Linked DNA regions of Homo sapiens: region 1 is linked to region 2. A link is an interaction called in ENCODE POLR2A ChIA-PET data of the cell type or tissue named here. Cell type or tissue: MCF 10A. All regions are shown on one strand. Each heading gives the region's core, and the rest is flanking DNA. Links, peaks and the distances in the headings are about the cores only. Region 1 overlaps GLUL (glutamate-ammonia ligase). Region 2 has its middle 120 kb from the start of LINC01344.

Region 1 (5,386 bases), core at 58-5,057, 180 kb before region 2:
TGCCAGGTACTAAATAACAACTGATAGCACAAGCTATAGGGAATTTGAAAGAATTCCATGGATGGGTGTTGTCTAGGGCCTTTTGTTGTTTTTGAGACGGGGTCTGACTCTCACCCAGGCTGGAGTATAGTGTGGCGCAATCTTGGCTCACTGCAACTTCTGCCTCCCAGATTCAAGCGATTCTCCTGCCTCAGCCTCCCAAGTAGCTGAGACTACAGGTGTGCACCACCATGCTCAGCTAATTTTTGTATTTTTAGTACAGATGGGGTTTCACCATGTTGGCCAGGCTGGTCTTGAACTCCTGATCTCCCAAAGTGAGGTCTTGAACTGGTCTTGAACTCCTCCACCTCCCAAAGTGCTGGGATTACAGGCGTGAGCCACTGCACCCGGCCTAGGGCCATGTAAAAAGCCAGATCTGTGCTGCTGTCTGTGTAGAAGGGTAGACAAGTGGATGAGAAGTTCCTGAACTATTCTTGGCCCTTTTACCACTAAGTGAAAGTAACTTGCTGCCCCAAAGAAAGATGTCTCATCATTCGACAGGACTTTCTAGTTGAACTTCATGAAAGCAAGAGATCCTGTTTTTCTTGCTCACCACTGTATCTTGAGACCTGTTGTAGTGCCTGCAATACTTATTTAATAAGTTATTTTTAAGTATCAGTTTTGTGAGCTTTAACTCTATGAGGTCTTTGTTGTTTGACTGTATTTTAACTCTGGCCATGACAGCAAGACAAAGTTCCATTTTTATTGAGCTTAAAAAGAATCAAGGCCAGGTGAAGTGGCTTACGCCTGTGATCCCAACACTTTGTGAGGCTGCAGCAGGAGGATCTCTTGAGCCCAGGAGTTTGAGACCGTTCTAGGCAATGTAGTGAGGTCCAGACTCCACAAAATAATTTTTTTTTAAATTGCACGCCTGTAGTCTCAGCTATCAGGAGGCTGAGATGGGAGGATGACTTGAGCCCAGGAAATTGAAGCTGCAGTGAATTGTGATTGCACCACTGCACTCCAGCCTGGGTGACAGATCAAGACCTTGCCTAAACAAAACAAAACAAACAAAACCCCAAAAAACAAATTGAAAATGTTGATTCTTTTTACTACAAACATTATGGCAGCACTAAAAACTTCGTGGGAGTGTACTGTGGAAAATAGTGTACTTAATTAATTCTCATTGTAATCAGGCTACCAAGAGCCTTGTGTTGCTTTAAGAGTTATAACTGCCAGGCACAGTGGCTCATGCCTATAATCCCAGCACCTTGAGAGGCCGAGGCAGGTGGATCACCTGAGATCGGGAGTTTGAGACCAGCCGGGCCAATATGGTGAAACAAGCTGTGTCTCTACTAAATACAAAAAATTAGCCGGGCGTGGTGGCACATGCCTGTAATCCCAGCTGCTTGGGAGACTGAGACAGGAGAATTGCTTGAACCTGGAAGGCGGAGGTTGCAGTGAGCTGAGATTGCAACATTGTACTCCAGCCTGGGCAACAAGAGGGAAACTCCATCTCAAAAAAAAAAAAAAAGTTGTAACTGAGGCTGGGCATGGTGGCTCATACCTGTAATCCCAGCACTTTGAAAAGCCGAGGCAGGTAGATCACTTGAGCTCAGAAGTTCGAGACTAGCCTGGGCAACATGACAAAACCCCATCTCTACAAAAAATACGAAAAATTAGCTGGGCGTGGTGGCATGCACCTGTAGTCCTAGCTACCTGGGAGGCTGAGGTGGGAAGATTACTTGAAGCTGCAGTGAGCCATGGTTGTGCCACTGCCCTCCAGTCTGGGCAACAAAGTGAGACCCTGTCTCAAAAAAACAAAAAAAAATTATAACTGATGTAAACTGGCAGTTTAGGCTGGGTGTGGTGGCTCAAGCCTGTAATCCTAGCACTTTGGGAGGCCAAGGCAGGTGGATCACCTGAGTTCAGGAGTTCGAGACCAGCGTGGCCAACATGGTGAAACCTTGTCTCTATTAAAAATACCAAAATTAGCAAGATGTGGTGGTGGGTGCCTATAATTCCAGCTACTCAGGAGGCTGAGGCAGGAGGATCGCTGGAGCCAGGGAGGCAGAGGTTACAGTAAGCAAAGATCACTCCACTTCACTCCAGCCTGGGCAAAAGAGTGAGACATATCAAAAAATAAACAAATAAATAAATAAATAAGTGGCAGTTCATCATTTAACTCCAAAGACTTTGCGTACATTTCTACTGAAAACAATCTGAGCTGATTAGAACCCTGCCATTTTATAGCCTTTAGCTCGATCTCCGACCGTTCATTTAAAAAAATTCTACTTCAGGCCGGGCATGGTGGCTCAAGCCTGTAATCCCATCACTGTAGGAGGCCAAAGTGGGCAGATCACTTAAGGTCAGGAGTTTGAGACCAGCCTGGCCACCATGGTGAAACCCCATCTCTACTAAAAATACAAAAATTAGCCGGGCTTGGTGGTGAGCACCTGTAATCCCACCCTGCCGAGTGGCAGGCTGAGGCAGGAGAATCGCTTGAGCCCAAGAGCCGGAGGTTGCAGTGAGCCAAGCTTGCACCATTGCACTCCAGCCTAGGCAACAGAGTGTGACTCCATCTCAAGAAAAAAAAAATTCTATTTCATTTTACAATATGCAGATATATGTCCATACACATGCATAATATAAATGTATACCATATTTGTGAGAATATGCATATATGTACACATTAGATACACAATACAAGCACAATACATATGTCTTTTGCCCAAGATACAGCATTTTGTAAAGGAGACAGGAATTTAGTAATATATGTTCCAGAAACAGTACACAAGAGAATTCGCCGAGATGAGAAAGTTGTCACTAGGAATGGGGAGTGGTAAGATGTAGAAGGTATAATTGTTCTTAAAGTTCTACTGCCAACTCTTTCCAATTAATTACCCACTCTGCCATGCTTTATGGACAGGAGGTTGTCGGACACTGTCAATTAATAAATATTTGAGCATGATACACTGCTTGGAGCTCCTCTAATATAGGAGAGTGATATCCTAGTGCATGTTACAGAGGGAGTGTCCACACAGTTCCTATTGTCATTTGATGAGTTACTTTTCAGGGGCCTTGTACCTGAGCAAGTTGTCCTCTTTTTGATGGATTTCAGATTGAGTTACCTGCATTGTCTTGAGATTGCAGCGTGTTTCCTCCACTGTACGGCGTAGTCAGCAGATCTATTAGTTAAACTCCAGTGGGCCCTCAGTCACTAAATCTATCCTCTGTGTTGAAGGCTTTCTGCATTTGCCTTTCAATAAAGGTTTAGAATAACTCCTTCTCTGTGACTCTGTTTTACTCCTCTATTGACAGTAAATTGAATCAGCATTTAAGATGTGAAAAAATTAATAATCAAATGAAATGGGGGTCAAATAGGCACTAGTTTGGTGTGTTGGGGAAAGCATATGAATGAGGGGTGGTCAAGTGAATGGTCAAGTCTCCTTTATGACCCTCCTTTTATAGCTAAAGGTTGTCACTGGCAGCACCAAAAGGAAGGGGACTCCTGGGCCCATTGCTATGTATCCCAGTTTATTCTCAAATGATTTTGTGAGCTGTTTTGGTAACTGTTTAAATAAGGCTACAGAATGAAATGTAGTATCACATTGTGGGAGGAGAGGGAAAAGGATTCCTTTTTTCGTTTTTTGGAAGAAGTGAACACTTGCCTGGACTCTGGGAAGGAACCTGTGATCTAATTAGCTAAATTTAGAGAGACAGTACAGTAAGAGAATGCACTTTTCCAGAGCTTCCTTTGCAAGAGAGGATCCATCTCTTCAAACAATCTACCACCAGGCTCATTCCTAGGTGGGCCTAAGATCCAGAAACTACCAATCTATTAACATTTTTATATAAATACTGCTATGGCATAGCACTTAGCCAAGGAAGCCTTCAATAAATGTTTGTTGTTTACATTATCAGAGAAAGGTCACTACTATGTCACTGGCTAAAGAAAGTAGGTAGAAGGCTGGGGTGTGAGGCCTATTAATCATAGTATTAATCATAGGTATTAAAGGTTTGTGTATGAGCTGCCTCACTCCTGCAGTAAATTCCAAATTACTTAGTTCAGAAATATCCTCCTCTTCCTGATGCCAAATGCAGGGCCTTTGGGGTGGTCATCTGAAATGCTATGTCCTGGAAGCTGCTGAGTTTCCAGGTTCTTCCCTTCTCTTGGAAGAGGATGGTTGGGAATATACTTAGATTATCTGTGTCATTAAGTGATTCACTCCTCCAGGAATTGACACCATTCTTTACAAAATCAGCCTGAGATAAGCTATGACATCCCCAAAATTCCTTCCAAATTTGGAATTTTATGCTGTGAACCATCACACCCAATATTGAAGTTAAGCAGTTTTTGGTTAAATGTGCTACCTTAGAGGGTAAAAGAGCTCCTCCAACTTATGACTGGTTATTTGTCATCAAGGTTCACAGCTGAATTCAGTGTTGGAGAAGTTGGAAAAAGATGAACAAGCTGTTTTGTTTTGTTTTGAGACAGAGTATTGCTCTGTCGCCCAGGCTGCAGTGCAGTGTCGTGATCTCGGCTCACTGTAATCTCTGCCTCCTGGGTTCAAGGGATTCTCCTGCCTTAGCTTTCCAAGTAGCTGGGATTACAGGTATGCACCATCACACTCAGCTAATTTTTGCATTTTTAGTAGAGACGGGGTTTTACCATGTTGGCCAGGCTGGTCTTGATCTCCTGACCTCAGGTGATCTGCTCACCTCAGCCTCCCAAAATGCTGGGATTACAGGTGTGAGCCAACATGCCTGGCCATATTTTAACACAGCATTTGGGTGTCATGGAGGGGTAGGGAGGGGCATATGAGGCAGCATTTTATATTAGTAGTGATAGGAATATTTAATCATAAAATGATTTAGCATACATTTATTTCAGGTTAGGAAGAACCATTTCTCTCTGTTCCAGGGCTCTGGCTTCTGTGCTTTAGGAGTCCTAAAGCTATATAACCATCATCCTCAGGTAACTCAGCCCAGCACTTTCTAACCCTGAGGGTTTATATATCATTTAAAAGCATCGGCTGGGTGTGGTGGCTCACACCTGTAATCCCAGCATTTTGGGAGGCCGAGGCAGGCAGATCACCTGAGGTCGGGAGTTCGAGACCAGCCTAGCCAACATGGAGAAACCCTGTGTCTACTAAAACTACAAAATTAGCCAGGTGTGGTGGCGCATGCCTGTAATCCCAGCTACTCAGGAGGCTGAGGCAGGAGAATCGCTTGAACCTGGGAGGTGAGGTTGCAGTGACCCAAGATCACGCCATTGCACTCCAGCCTGGGCAACAAGAGTGAAACTCCACCTCAAAAATAAATAAATAAATAAATAAATAAATAAATAAATAAAAGCATCACAAGTGTACTATCTGTTGCTGCATAACAAATTACCCCAAAATGT
Region 2 (5,386 bases), core at 106-5,105:
TGATAGGCGATTGGTGCCAAGCCCAAAATTAGAAACTCCTATATGTGTGGGAGGCAGGGACCATGAAATGTTTTAGGAGGAAATTCAGCTTTTCCTCTTTTGGCCTTTGCTGAAGTCCCTCCAAGGTTTTCAAAGGGAAAGCCAACACCATTCCTTCAACGAACATGTGCTGAGCCTGAAATCTTGACAGGGCTGAGGACTGTCACAGTCTTGGAGTACAGCTTTGTCCATCACACCTGCTGCAAAGGGGCTTGCACTCCAGCTAAGAAGCATATGCAAGGTCAATTCTTTCAGCTTTCCATGTAACACATTCATAGGAATAGATAATAAAAATAAAGGAAATATTACTTTTGAGAAGGAAATAAACATGAAAACAAAACAAAGACACCAACCCTGATTTCTAAGAGCTTCCATTACAGCGGAAGAGTCACACATGTATAAGATAAATTACCATAACAGATAATTGCCACCCTTATAATATAGGTATTTTGTAAATTACTATGAGTCTGCAGAAGAAAGAGTTATTGAGAGGAGCTTAATTCTTTTCCTACAAAGATTTTGTAATACAAATGATGGAGAAAGCCTAGTGGAATCACCTACCAGGAAGATAGTGGCTTAGCTTCAGGCAGATCTTATTCATTTACTCTACAAATATTTATTGAACATCTATCATGTGTTGTTAGGATATTGGAATCCATCAATGAATCAAAGAGAAGAGGATCCCTGTTGTGATATTCTAGGAAAAAAATAAACTAAAAAACAAAATTGGCAATGACCAATTAAAGCATTCCTTCTTTGATAACAGGTAGAAATTAATTGGTTTTTGGTTGATGGGGATACTAAAAGCTGTAGAACATCATACCTTTTGATCCTGAAGTCTCACTAAATGACCATGTCAAGCAGTATGTTAGAATAATGACCCACCCCAATATCTACATACTGAAGACCACCATGCCACTTCAAGCTACCAATGAGATGTCTCTGAACATACAGTTGGGAAGAGATGCATATAATAAAACAACCACAGAAACACAAAACCCTGAATCTTAGAACCAAAGCAATATTCAGTAGGTAAGGTGTCAATATTGATAAGAAATGCAGTGTTGCTGGCTGGCTTTCAAAAGAGAGGAAGAAGGTCATAACCCAATGAGTGTGGGCAATCTTTAGAAGCTGAAAAATACAACGAAACAGATTCTAACCTAAAGCCTCCAAAAGAAATGCCATCCTGGCAACACCTTGATTTGAGCCAGTGAGATCCATGTTGGACTTCCAAACTATAGAACTGTAAGAGAATACATTTAGGTTGTTTCAAGCCACTACATTTGTTACAGCAGCAATAGGAAACTAATACACAAGTGCTCCTCCACATTTCCTAGCCTCCCAATCATGTAGGTGGGGCCATGAGACTTCATAGAATGTGGGTAGACATGATGTGTACCCCATCCAGGCCTGGCTTCTGAACCTTCTTTTGCAACCTCCTCATAATCTCTCTCTCTGCTGGTTGGAGAACCAAATGCAGGAACTCAGTGGAGGATTTCAAGGAGGCTTTAGTGAATGGCAGAACCACTGGACACAAGCAGCTTGGGATCCTGAGTTGGCATTTGGAGATCTTTCCATGTCAGCATGTAGAGAAAGACCCAGTTCATTTTTTAGCAACTGGAAGATGATCCATTTTATGGAAGCACCATGAAGTATTCAACAAATTCCCAGTGATAGATTATTTGTATCCATTTGTTACTATAAACAAGAGTGTGGTTATATCTATCTATCTAGCTAGCTATCATCTATATATATATCTGTTATCCATATAATGATTTCTTTGCATACTTACAAGCACATTCTTACAAGCGGGATTTCTGGCTAAAGGGTACTTGTATTTCTAAGGCTTTGTACCAGCTGTCCCTCCAGCCTGGACTGTTCTTTTTTAAGATCTTCACAAAGCTAGATTCTTCTTATCATTCAGGTTTCAACTTAAGTAGTACTTGATACCATATCACCTGCTTTGTTTTTACCATAGAACTCATCACTACCCTGTCTTTTATCTTTTGATTTACCAGTTCATTTTTCCCTCTCTCCACTAGAATGTAAGCTCCTCTTGAGAGCTCAATAAATGTAATTGTTGGAAACATGAGTAAATGATGAATGAATGAATGAATGAATGAATGAATAAATGAGTGAGTGTTACATGTAGAAATTAAAAACAAGGCAGCAAAATGTTAACCGTGGTTATAGATGTTTTATTCTTTATGCTTATCTAAATTTTTTAAATTTCTTGACATAAAAATATATGCTTTTGTAATCAGAAAAAGATCTGAAAAAACCTATATTTTTAAAGCATGGCTGAACCCACACAACAGTTGGGAGAACATAGTGAAAAATATCAAGAACCAAACTTAAATATAGTTTTGGAGAAAAGGAATAATGCAGAATATTGTTTACAGGGTATGTCTGGTTTTTATTTATGTTTTTGGATGGAGATGGTCTCATTTTGGCTATTTAGTGTTTTCTATATTTAGTGTTTGGTTATTTAGTGTTTAAGAATTTATTATAGATCAAGTGTATGTACTAATTAATAGCTACGTAGTGTTTTTGCTATTTGAATTGCAAATATGCTTAATTTAAAGAAATCTGTTAAAAAAGATAGGAAAGTTATTAGGCTAAACCAACAAAGCTGAAGTAAAAATGTTTATAAAATCTATTTTTTTTTTTTTACATTTTTTGCCTTAATTTCCACCTTAGAAGGACCTTCTGTTGGAAACTGGTTGCTCTTTACTTTGCCTTAGACTCATTTCTTTCTCTTTTTTTCTTAATTTTAGAGACAGGGTCATTCTCTGTCCCCCAGGCTGGAGTGTAGTGGTGCCATCATAGCTCATTGCATCATCAATGTCCTGGGCTCAAGCAATCCTTCCACCTCAGCCTCTCTAGTAGGTGGGACTACAGGAGCGCATTACCATGCCCAGCTAATTTTTTCAATTTTGTAGAGATAGGCTCTTGCTTTGTTGCCCAGGTTTGTCTTGAACTCCTAGCCTCAAGCGATTCTCCCATCTGGGCTTCCCAAAGTGTTGGTATACAAGCATGAGCCATTTCATGGGACCTGAGACTCATTTCTTGTGTCTGATGAGGCCAGCTCCTCCTCCAAGGTGACGTGCTACAACCAAGGCACTGTAGCCCAAGAGTATCTATTGCTTCACATTGGAACTGGACAGCTGGCTTGTGGTTTCATAGATTTCATAAACATGTTTCAGGCACCGAGGTATCTGTTGCAACTCCAGATGCTAAAGCCAGCAAGGAAGCCAGCTCTATAATGATCAGTTGGAAAGCCAGAATTTGAACTCTGGACCTGATAAACTCCCAGTGTCAGCTTTAGGAGATGAAATACAAATTCCTTGGGAAATCTAAGTAGCACATTTTTTTTCCCAATATATGTGCCATGGCAGTACAAATTTAACTGAGATAAACTGATGGTCTGGATAGGTTAAAGAAGATAATCACATGAGGTCAATAGCTGGGCTGAAGTAACTCTTGAATTTACCTGCTGTTGCTAAGCCTTGACTGCTGTTATGAGTCCTGATGCATGTAAGTCTCTGGGATATTTCCAACTATTTAAGAAATCTATGGGATGATGCTATAGGCTGAACATTTGTGTCCTCTAAAAATTCATATGTTGAAGCTCTAACCCCCAATGTGACTGTATTTGGAGATAGAGCCTTTACAAAAGCAATTATGGCTAAAGGAAGTGATACGGTTTGACTCTGTGTCCCCACCTCAAATCTCACCTTGAATCGTGTAATCCCCACGTGTCAAGAGTGGGACAAGGTGGAGATAACTGAATCATAGGGGCAGTTTCCCCCATGCTGTTCTCATGATAGTGAGTGAGTTCTCACAGGATCTGATGGTTTTGTTAGCTTCACTCAGCTCTCATTCTCTCGCGTGCCACCATGTGAAGAAGGTGCCTGCCTCCCCCTCAGCTTCTGCCATGATTGTAAGTTTCCTGAGGCCTTTCTAGCCATATGGAACTGTGAGTCAATTAAACCTCTTTCCTTTATACATTACCCAGTCTTGGGTATTTATTCATAGCAGCGTGAGAATGAACTAATACATCCATAAGGGTAGGGCCCTGATCTGACACAGTTAGTGTCCTTAGAAGAAGAGGAAGAGAGACAGGAAGGTGCTCTCACTTTCTCTCTGTATGTCTCTGTCTGTCTGTCTGTCTCTTTCTCTCTCTGCTCACCCACACCGAGGAAAAGCCACATGAACACACATGGAGAAGGTGGTCATCCACAGACCAGGAAGAGGACCCTCACCAGAACCTGACCTGGCACCCTGATCTCAGACTTATAGCCTCTAGAACTGTATAAAAATAAATTTGTTTTTTAAGCCACCCAGTATGTGATATATTCTGTTATGGCAGTCCAAGGACATTAAGACAGATAGGGACAGAAAGATGTCTTTTGGGAGTGAAGTCCCACAGTAAAGGTTAAAAAGAAAAGTACCCATTCTAGTAAAGAAAATGTGCAGGCATCTTAGCCAGGGTCACCCTTTTTAAGCACAGGTCAGATTATATCACTCCTTAGTTTAGAAGCCTTCCAAGATTCCCTGGACCTTATAGGACAAAGTTGAAACTTTTTGCATGGCTAACTTAGCCCTCCCAGCTCTACCAGAGCCTACAATTGGGGGCTCTGCTTCAGCCACCATCATCCTGCCCTGGTTGTGGCATGTCACCTTGGAGTAGAAGCTGGCCACAAAGGACTCAAGAAATGACCCTGGGTCAGAGTAAGAATCAACCAATCAGCGTTTCCAACAGAAAGTCCCTCTAAGGTGGCTTCAGCTTCTCTGCCTCAGAAGTTGGCCACAGCCAATGATAGCAATCTACTCATGGGGCTGTCCCTTCTGTCTTCTCATTGGTTTCACATTGATCCTCTCACTTTGCTCACCATATTCCCCCTGACTGAAGCATTTCTTCTGCCGATCCTTTCAAGGCCACCTGACTTCCTCCGTGAAGCCTACACTGATGCCCATTTCCTCCATTGCTATTCCATTGTTTTTAAGATGCACATTTGTTCACATCCTATCTTCTGTAGCAAACATTGTTGGTGTTCTGCCCAGATCCTCTTGGATTCTTTGTAGATTTCTGTGCACCTTTCCTCATATAAATGTGGGCTTCTGCTTCCAACTGCCTGCCCTTGCTATTCTCTTCAAAAGACTGCTCTAGGGCTGCCCAGAGCAGAGAGCTGAAAATATAATGTCCCCGGGCATCCTTGGCCCAGGACTAGTGCAGAAGTATGAAAGTCCAGTTCCTTGCCCCAAATCAGGACAGACTCTGAGATGCAACTTCCACCCCAGAGTTCCCCCTGGGGAATCAGGCTGCAGCTGCTGTCTTGGGACT

What was found. ChIA-PET counts read pairs that join two places held together with the same protein. Peaks named below come from ENCODE experiments on the same cell type or tissue, not always from the same donor. Only the 100,000 strongest peaks of a DNase experiment are listed, where the experiment ranks them.
Region 1: POLR2A ChIA-PET joins it to region 2 with 12 read pairs; 4 of 35 experiments call an interaction of 5 or more read pairs at or near these places.

Annotation. Positions count from the first base shown.
Region 1 is chr1:182,375,974-182,381,359 of GRCh38, reverse strand. GLUL (glutamate-ammonia ligase) reads left to right here. Exons shown (of 7, transcript NM_001033044.4): 7 at 1-3,262. Among named protein-coding and RNA genes, the nearest start is that of GLUL, 13 kb to the left of the region's middle. RefSeq lists a silencer at 1-186. In MCF 10A, for the core only: no CTCF peak of the experiment used is centred there; no DNase peak of the experiment used is centred there.
Region 2 is chr1:182,191,890-182,197,275 of GRCh38, reverse strand. No RefSeq gene overlaps it. Among named protein-coding and RNA genes, the nearest start is that of LINC01344, 120 kb to the left of the region's middle. In MCF 10A, for the core only: no CTCF peak of the experiment used is centred there; a DNase peak (open chromatin) is centred at 3,185.